Regions from separate parts of the Homo sapiens genome. Here region 1 is linked to region 2. The links are chromatin contacts, found by Hi-C or POLR2A ChIA-PET in ENCODE. All regions are on one chromosome and are shown on one strand. The core of a region is the stretch at or near the end of the contact, and the rest is flanking DNA. Distances in the headings are between cores, read along the strand shown.

What was found. Hi-C counts contacts between places; a loop is a spot of excess contacts on that map. ChIA-PET counts read pairs that join two places held with the same protein, here RNA polymerase II (POLR2A). Pooled maps may share reads with other maps.
Region 1: a loop to region 2 is called in a pooled map, with 2.7 times the contacts of the local background. The contact joins two enhancer-like sites. A Hi-C loop is called at or near these places in 2 of 37 single-sample maps with no recorded cell type and 2 of 50 pooled maps. POLR2A ChIA-PET finds 5 or more read pairs at or near these places in 2 of 52 experiments (WTC11 and activated B cell).

The regions. Positions count from the first base shown.
Region 1 is chr5:173,780,578-173,784,417 of GRCh38, reverse strand. All of the region lies in intron 1 of LOC107986482 (a long non-coding RNA gene), which reads right to left. Among named protein-coding and RNA genes, the nearest start is that of LINC01485, 8.4 kb to the left of the region's middle. RefSeq lists a cis regulatory region at 2,145-2,155 and an enhancer at 2,078-2,222. Within about 2 kb of position 2,202, at least 35 of the 41 ENCODE cell types and tissues checked have a DNase peak (open chromatin) inside an H3K27ac peak, as active enhancers do.
Region 2 is chr5:173,706,247-173,709,835 of GRCh38, reverse strand. It overlaps LINC01484 (long intergenic non-protein coding RNA 1484), which reads left to right. Exons shown (of 3, transcript NR_108027.1): 3 at 1,961-2,237. It overlaps LOC107984118 (a long non-coding RNA gene), which reads left to right. Exons shown (of 2, transcript XR_007059059.1): 2 at 1-1,763. Among named protein-coding and RNA genes, the nearest start is that of LINC01942, 19 kb to the right of the region's middle. RefSeq lists an enhancer at 2,111-2,611. Within about 2 kb of position 2,294, at least 11 of the 41 ENCODE cell types and tissues checked have a DNase peak (open chromatin) inside an H3K27ac peak, as active enhancers do.

The DNA of each region.
Region 1 (3,840 bases), core at 953-3,452, 75 kb before region 2:
CACCGATAATGTCAGGCTCTCCGTCAGAGAGTTGCTTCTAAGAGGCAAGCCCCAAGAGTTCTCCAAGGAGTCCCTGCAGGGGCCTGAACTTCTTTTGTTGGTGATGCCAGCCAGTGATGGAATCCAAATACTCAGTACTCGGCACTCATTACTGCCTTGGGAGCCAATGGCACATTTGTTAAAAAATAAAAACACATAGCAGCAGCTCTTTGGGGAGTTTGGGGAAAGGCATATCAAGCAACCTGGGTCGCTGGACACTTGAGTGAATGGGTCATGGTTAGTGGAGACTCCTTTGGGAGGTGGTGTAAATCACTCTAAAAAACTTAGGGCTATGACTATACCTTAGCAAGAAAGGGAGGTGGATTAGTTCCAGAAAGGTTTCTTTCCCATGCCTGCCTGCCTTTCTTTCTTTCCTTTCTTTCCTTTCTCTCTCTCTTCCTTCCTTCCTTCCTTCCTCTCTTTCTTTCTTTCTTTTTCTTTCTTTCCTTCCTTCCTTCCTTCCTTCCTTCCTTCCTTCCTTCCTTCCTTCCTTCCTTCCTTCCTTCCTTCTTTCTTTCTTTCTTTCTTTCTTTCTTTCTTTCTTTCTTTCTTTCTTTCTTTCTTTCTTTCTTTCTTTGACAGTGTCTTGCTCTGTCATCCAGGCTGAAGTGCAGTGGCATGAACATGGCTAACTGTAGCCTTGACATCCTGGGCTCAAGGGATCCTCCCGCTCCAGGCTCCCATGTAACTGGGACCACAGACATGCACCACCACATCTGGCTAATTTTTTTATTTTTTTGCAGAGACAGGGTCTTGCTTTGTTGCCCAGGCAGGTCTTGAACTCCTTGGCTCAAGCGATACTCCCACCTCAGCCTCTCAAATTGCTGAGATAACAGGCATGAGCCTCTGTGCCTCACTGCATTTATTTTTCTTTAATGTAGCTAGTTAAACTGGTTTCAACTGATCAAATATCCACCCTTCCTGGGCCAGGCACTGTTCTCAGTCCTGGGGAACAAAACAGGCAAAAATCTTTCCTCTCAGAATTTAGATTTCTAGTAGGAGGAGACACCCCAAATCAAAAATAAACACTGTAGTCTATTTATGGTATGCTGGTTCCTTTTGTTTTTCTGTGTTAAGCAGGGCTCTTAGAACATATTAGAGCTAAATGTTGTGCACATACATTCTTTATTACATAATAAAGCATGTAATAAATAAGGATTTACACTTATAAATTATTCTACTTGTTTCTTCTTTAACCACAAAATCAAAAGGAGATTTGGCCTATGACACATGCCAGTCAATCAGTAATAGGCAACCTTTTGGGCTTCTGTTGCTCCTATATTTTTCATTCAAGCATTTGAGAGAATTCAAGATGGATGCATTGAGGGCTCAGAAGCGAAATGTGCAAAGATCAGTCCATTGACAAACAAGACCCAGGGATCTCAAATCATAGACTCAGGTGGTACACATTCTCCACTACCTGCCTGAAACTACCTGTTCTATGCTCCAGACAAAGCTGGTTGTCATGGGTACACATGCATACGTCTCATGGAAAAGATATCATGAAGTGTACAGCTTTCTGTAGGTGACAAAGCATTTTTGCGTTTGTTATCTGACTCCACACTCCACATAAGGTTGCCAGATTTAACAAATAAAGTCATGAGACACACAGTTAAATTTGAGCAATATTTGGGACATGCGTACTGAAAAAAATCATCATTTATCTGACATTCAAATGTAACTGGACTTTCTGTATTTTATCTGGCAACCCTAACTCTACAACCCTCAGAAGTAGACAATATTAGCGTCCCCATTTGATCACTGAGGCTGAGAAAGTAAATTGCCTAAAGTCAATAAAGGATCAAAGGGTGAAAGAACTGCCCCTTTGCCCATTCACTGGTTGCTGGGAGAATGATCACTCCTGGATCTCATCTTCAGGCATCAGATGTGCTGGGGCCAAGTGTGGGGATCTCAGGGCAAGGAGGGAGGGGAGAAATGGAGGGACTGGCCATCATGAGTAGTGGACTACAAAGACTTCATAACAGAGGGCAGGGGCAGGGAGGTGTTGATGCTTTGTTGCAACTTAGTTTTGGTTTGCTTACTTTACCAGGGCCTGGGCACCCCAGCCAACAGGCTGGAAATGCAGGAAGCCATCTGGAGCCATGTGCTGAGTCACAGGGCCCAGAGAAAAACAAGAACATCGTGACGTCAGAGCAGGGGTGGGGAGAAATCTCCCTCGAGATCTCCGTGGGCACCGGAAATAGAAACTGCTCCCTTTGAAGCATCTATTAGAAGATCCAAGTCTCTAACAGATCACCATGAGATTTCAATTCAGTTCCTATTAAGCACCAACTGAACGCATGTGAGAATGTCAGGGAATCAGTTGGTGAAGAGGCAACCGTTTTAATTTAATTTTATTTATTTGAACAGAGTAAGCCTCTGTTCAATCCTGACTCATCTTCTTTCTTCTCTTACTACCCATTTGCCCTTGAGCAGTTCACTTAAACTTTCTGACCCCATTTCCTCTTCAGTAATAATAATTCTTGTCTCATTGAGATAGTGTGAGGGCTTAAAGGGAATTACATTTTTCAAAAGCATCTTGCACAGATCTGGCACAGTCAGTGGTAGGTCTTCTTAGCATAAGGATATAAAAAGATCTTTCTGTAAGGTTGGTGTGGGGATTAAATTGGATGACATATCTTTACTTTCAAGCAAGCTCTGGACTGAGCTCTTACTAAGGTTTCAGCTAAGGAGAGAGATTTCTTTCCTCCTCTCTAGACACTGGGGTAACTGGTTCTGGTCCCCCAGTGTTCTGGTTAGTAGAACTAAATACGTACACGCACAATGAATGTTTACACAACATCCGCTCATTCCATTCCACAAATATTTCTTTTAACATTGTACACATTACTGGCTCAGCCTTTGTAGAGGTCTAGAAAAACAAAATTAGGATGAATATCCCCATTTTGTTGCTGTTTTTTGTTTTTGTTTTTGTTTTTTAAGACGGAGTTTCACTCTGTCACCGAGGCTGAAGTGCAGTGGTGCCATCTCGGCTCACTGCAAGCTCCACGTCTCGGGTTCAAGCAATTCTCCTGCCTCAGCCTCCCAAATAGCTGGGACCACAGGGGCACACCATCTCGGGTGGCTAATTTTTTGTATTTTAGTAGAGACGATGTTTCACCATGTTGCCAAAGCTAATCACGAACTCCTGAGCTTAGGCAATCTGCCCGCCTCAGCCTCCCAAAGTGCTGGGATTGCAGGCATGAGCCACCGCTCCCGGCCTGCTGCTGATTTTTTAATAATCATTCTGTGGGAGGCACTATGCTAAGTATTTTGCATGCATCGAATTCTTGGAGCAATCTTTTCAAATTCGTGCTATAGTAACCCCCATTTTATAGATGGAGCAACTGAGGCTCAGTAGAGTTGACTGTGCTGCCCAAATGCACAGAACTAGTGGGTGGCAGAGTTGAGGCTCAATCCCAGCCCTGATTATCTCAAAGGTTCTGACTGTCACACTATGCGTGAGCTCCCAGAGAGAGAAAAACACTCAGTTGAAAATTTAGAGTTACTCATGCACAAAGGTATATAAACAACACAAAGTGGTTAGATGGGCAAATGCTGACGGAGAGGCTGGTAATCAGAGTTATGGGCAGTTCTGGGCTGGGAGATCTCCCTGAGAGCTGTACTATGAAAAGGGGCTTTCTAGAAGGTGAAAGTTTAGGTGGGGAGTAAAGCTAGACCTTGAAAAATGATGTGGAACAGGTAACAAAGCAAAGGCACGTTGAGCAGAGGCCCAGATGGTTTGGCCAAATATGGGCTGAGCTTAGTGAAGGTCAGGTAACCAAGGCAAGGTGTGCTTTG
Region 2 (3,589 bases), core at 1,045-3,544:
CTCTGTCACATGCATCTTTCTGCCAAATCTCATGGTGATCCTTCAAGAATAGTACTATTAATCTCCCCATTGACAGAGGGAGAAAGGGAGGCTCAGAGACGTTAAGTGTCTCACCAAAGCTCACACAGCTTCCAAGCAATAGAACTTTACTCAGTACTCAGTACAGGTTAACATTTATTCATTCACTCGATAACCATTTGCAGCACAGCTACCATATGCCAGGCAGTGTTCTAGGCACTTAGAATACATAGATGAGCAAAACAGGCAAAACCTTTCCCTCAGGGCGTTACCATTTGAGTGCCACCATGCCACGGCTGGTACAGTTGCTATTGAGACAAACAAAATAAGACCCAGTTTTTGCCTTTGGGGAGTAGGTAGTCTAGTGGAGGAGGCACATACACAGAAAATTCCAAAGTACTGTGGAAATCTCAGGGTACTTTGATAGGGATTACCAGAGGAGCTGTGAGAATAAAGGCTGGATATCAGGGAAGGCTTCCTGGAAGAGGTGTTGCCTGAAATGAGCCTGGAAGGATCACTTAGGGACAGAAAAGTCATTCCGTGTAGAATTCATGGTGAGTGACAGAGCCTAAACCCAGTCTCTTTTGCATGCTGAGCACTGAGACCCAGACGCTGGTGCTCAGACCTGATGACTTATTTTCCCAGGTACAGCTTGAGCAAAGACACAGAAGCAGAAGGCAGGTTTTTGGTTCCATGAACTCTACATCTGGCTACATACAAATGGTGAAGAGGAACAGGGAGAAACATGGTTGAAAAGAACAGGCTTGGACTTCAGGAAGCAGTAAAATGAGCGAATGCCATTTATGGTTACAAAGATAACTCAGCTGGGGGCCAAACAGAGACTGAAATGGAGTGGGTGAGGATGGAGGCCGGGAGGAGATGGCTGCAGAGGTCCCAGCAATGACAGTGGTTGTGGGAAGGGGCAACCCCAAGTCTTGTGCTCCCAACTGCAAATCCAGTGCTTTTTCTAAAAAAATATTTAAATAATTTATTTATTTTTGAGATGGAGTCTCGCTCTGTCACCCAGGCTGGAGTGCAGTGACACAATGTCGGCTCGTGCAACCTCTGCCCCCCGGGTTCAAGCGATTCTCCTGCCTCAGCCTCCCAAGTAGCTGGGATTACAGACGCACGCCTCCACGCCTGGCTAATTTTTTATATTTTTGGTAGAGATGGGGTTTCACCATGTTGCCCAGGCTGGTCTCGAACTCCTGACTTCAAGTGATCCACCCACCTCGGCCTCCCAAAGTACTAGGATGACAGGCGTGAGCCACTGTGCCCAGCCTTATTTTTTTTTTTAATTTATATTTTCAGAGGCAAACGATCCTTGCTCATTAAAAAAAGGAAATAGAAATTCAAAACAAAAATGCCTGTATCTGATGGGAAAGATGAGCCCAATGTTCTTTTTTAAAAAACCTTTATTATGAAATATTTCAACTGAACATATGCAGTTTATATTGTTATAAAGCATAACAAGCAATCAAACAGCTGTGAACCCACCACTCCATGTCAGAACTAGAACTTCCCAAAGCAGTCGGAGCTGAGGTGAGATCCACTCTGATGCCCTTCCCCAACTCCACGCCACCCCCCAAGACCTGACCACCTGATTACTCTGGGATTTCATTTTTGTCTCGTTCCCTTGCTTTGCTTTATGTCTTTACCAAATGTGAATGTGTGCCTAAACAATACAGTGCTCGATTTGCTTGTGTTTAAGCTTTATTACAAATATAACTTTGATCCTTCTGCTACTTGCAATTCTAAATTTGATATTACGAGTCTCAGCCTCATCGGCGTTGATGCGTGTGACCGACATTGATTCACTCTCACCAGTACGTGGTGTGTTCCGTTGCATGCATGCACCCCTGCTGGGGTATCCATTCTCCTGTTGGTGGACCTTTGGGTGGTATTAGTTGCTGGTCATCTCCATGGTGCTGTCCTCTTGCAGGTCTCCAGGACACATGTGCATGAGTTCCTCTAGGAAACCACGGTGTACAACTGCTGGGTTGCAGGCCCAGGGTTCTTTCCACTTCTCTATCCTCCCAAGTAGGGTCCAGCTGGCCTTAGTGCTGCCATGCTGAGAGCTCTGGGAGGGGCAACCCAGGGCAGACAGGCCCAGGCCAGCCACCCTGCCCCAGGCATTTCCCAGGACTCATCAGGCACCCAGCGGCCCCTCAGCAGTGAGCAATACCAGAAATCTGCCAGCTGGCTACTAACTGGGTCACAAGAGAGTACTGCTGTCTCACTCAGGGTGCGTTCCATTTCCTTCAGCACTTGCGCCAAGTAAGGCTGTGTTCACAGGCCACAAGACCCAAGGGAGATGGAAATCAGCTCACAGATGCTGAGCTGACTGCACACCAGGCAGTGTGCAAAGCACCTTACACATATAACTCACTTAATCCTCATCCCTGACTGCACGAGGTGGGCACTATTATTAACCCCACTTTACAGATAAGAAACTGAGGCGCAGGAAGTTGAAAATTTTGCCCAGACCAACACGTACAACTTCAAATCCAGACAGCCTGGCCGCTCTGCTCCTACTACTCTGCTACCCCATCTCTCAAGAGGGGAAAAGGACTAGCTCCTTGCCCAATCCTGAGGTTGTCAGCATTCTTTTACTGGCAAGGAAAACAAATGGAACTTCAATGAATATATGTAGAAAGAAAGACTTATTAGCTGACAAAAATCAATAGAGAAAAGACAGGTTAGAAGCAGATCTCAGGGCCCACTGGGTCCAGGGAGGCGAAAGCGCCCCTCCTTCTCCGTCTTCCTCCTCCACGTCTCTCTTTGTGCTGTTTTCATTCTTTCCTATTGCAAAAGGGCCTCCTCCCCTGGGCAGGTAGGTGGCTGCCTGCAACTCTCACCTCACCTTCTCACAGATCTGCCTATTTCTATTTTAAAATACAAACAAACCAAAAGCCAGAGAAGGTTCCTGACAGGCCCAGGAAAGGATGTGATTAGCTTAGTCTGGGCCACCTGCCCATTTTTTATGGACTAAATGTTTGTGTGTCTCCAAATTGGTATGTGGAAGCCCTACCCCCAGTGTGACAGTATTAGGAAGTGGGGCCTCTGAAAGGTCATTAGGTTTCAATGAGGTCATGAGGGTGGGGGGATCCATGATGGAATTAGTGCCGTTATAAGAAAAGGAAGAGACACCAGAGTTTTCTCTCCACCATGTGAGGTTACAGCAAGAAGGCAGCTGTCTGCAAGCCTGAAGAGAGCCCTTACCAGGAGCCAAATCTGCCAGCACCCTGATCTTGGACTTCCAGAACTGTGAGAAATAAATTCCTGTTCCTGAAGCCACTCAGTCCGTGGGATTCTATTAGCAGTCGGGACTGACTTGGACACTGTTCCTGGAGCAACGCTAGTGGCCTGGGGAAGCTGGGCCCTGGGACTGGTGCAGGGAGGGCCACAGTCCCAGCCTATAGCAGCTGAAGCTGCATTTGTCCCCAGGAAGAGGACATCACAGACACAACCCCAGAGGCAGTGGGAGGGGGCATGATTGATTGGGAGCAAGGCAACAGTCTAACAGGGCCCATCTGTGCCCAGGAGTGGGAGAAGCTCCTGGCCATGAAGA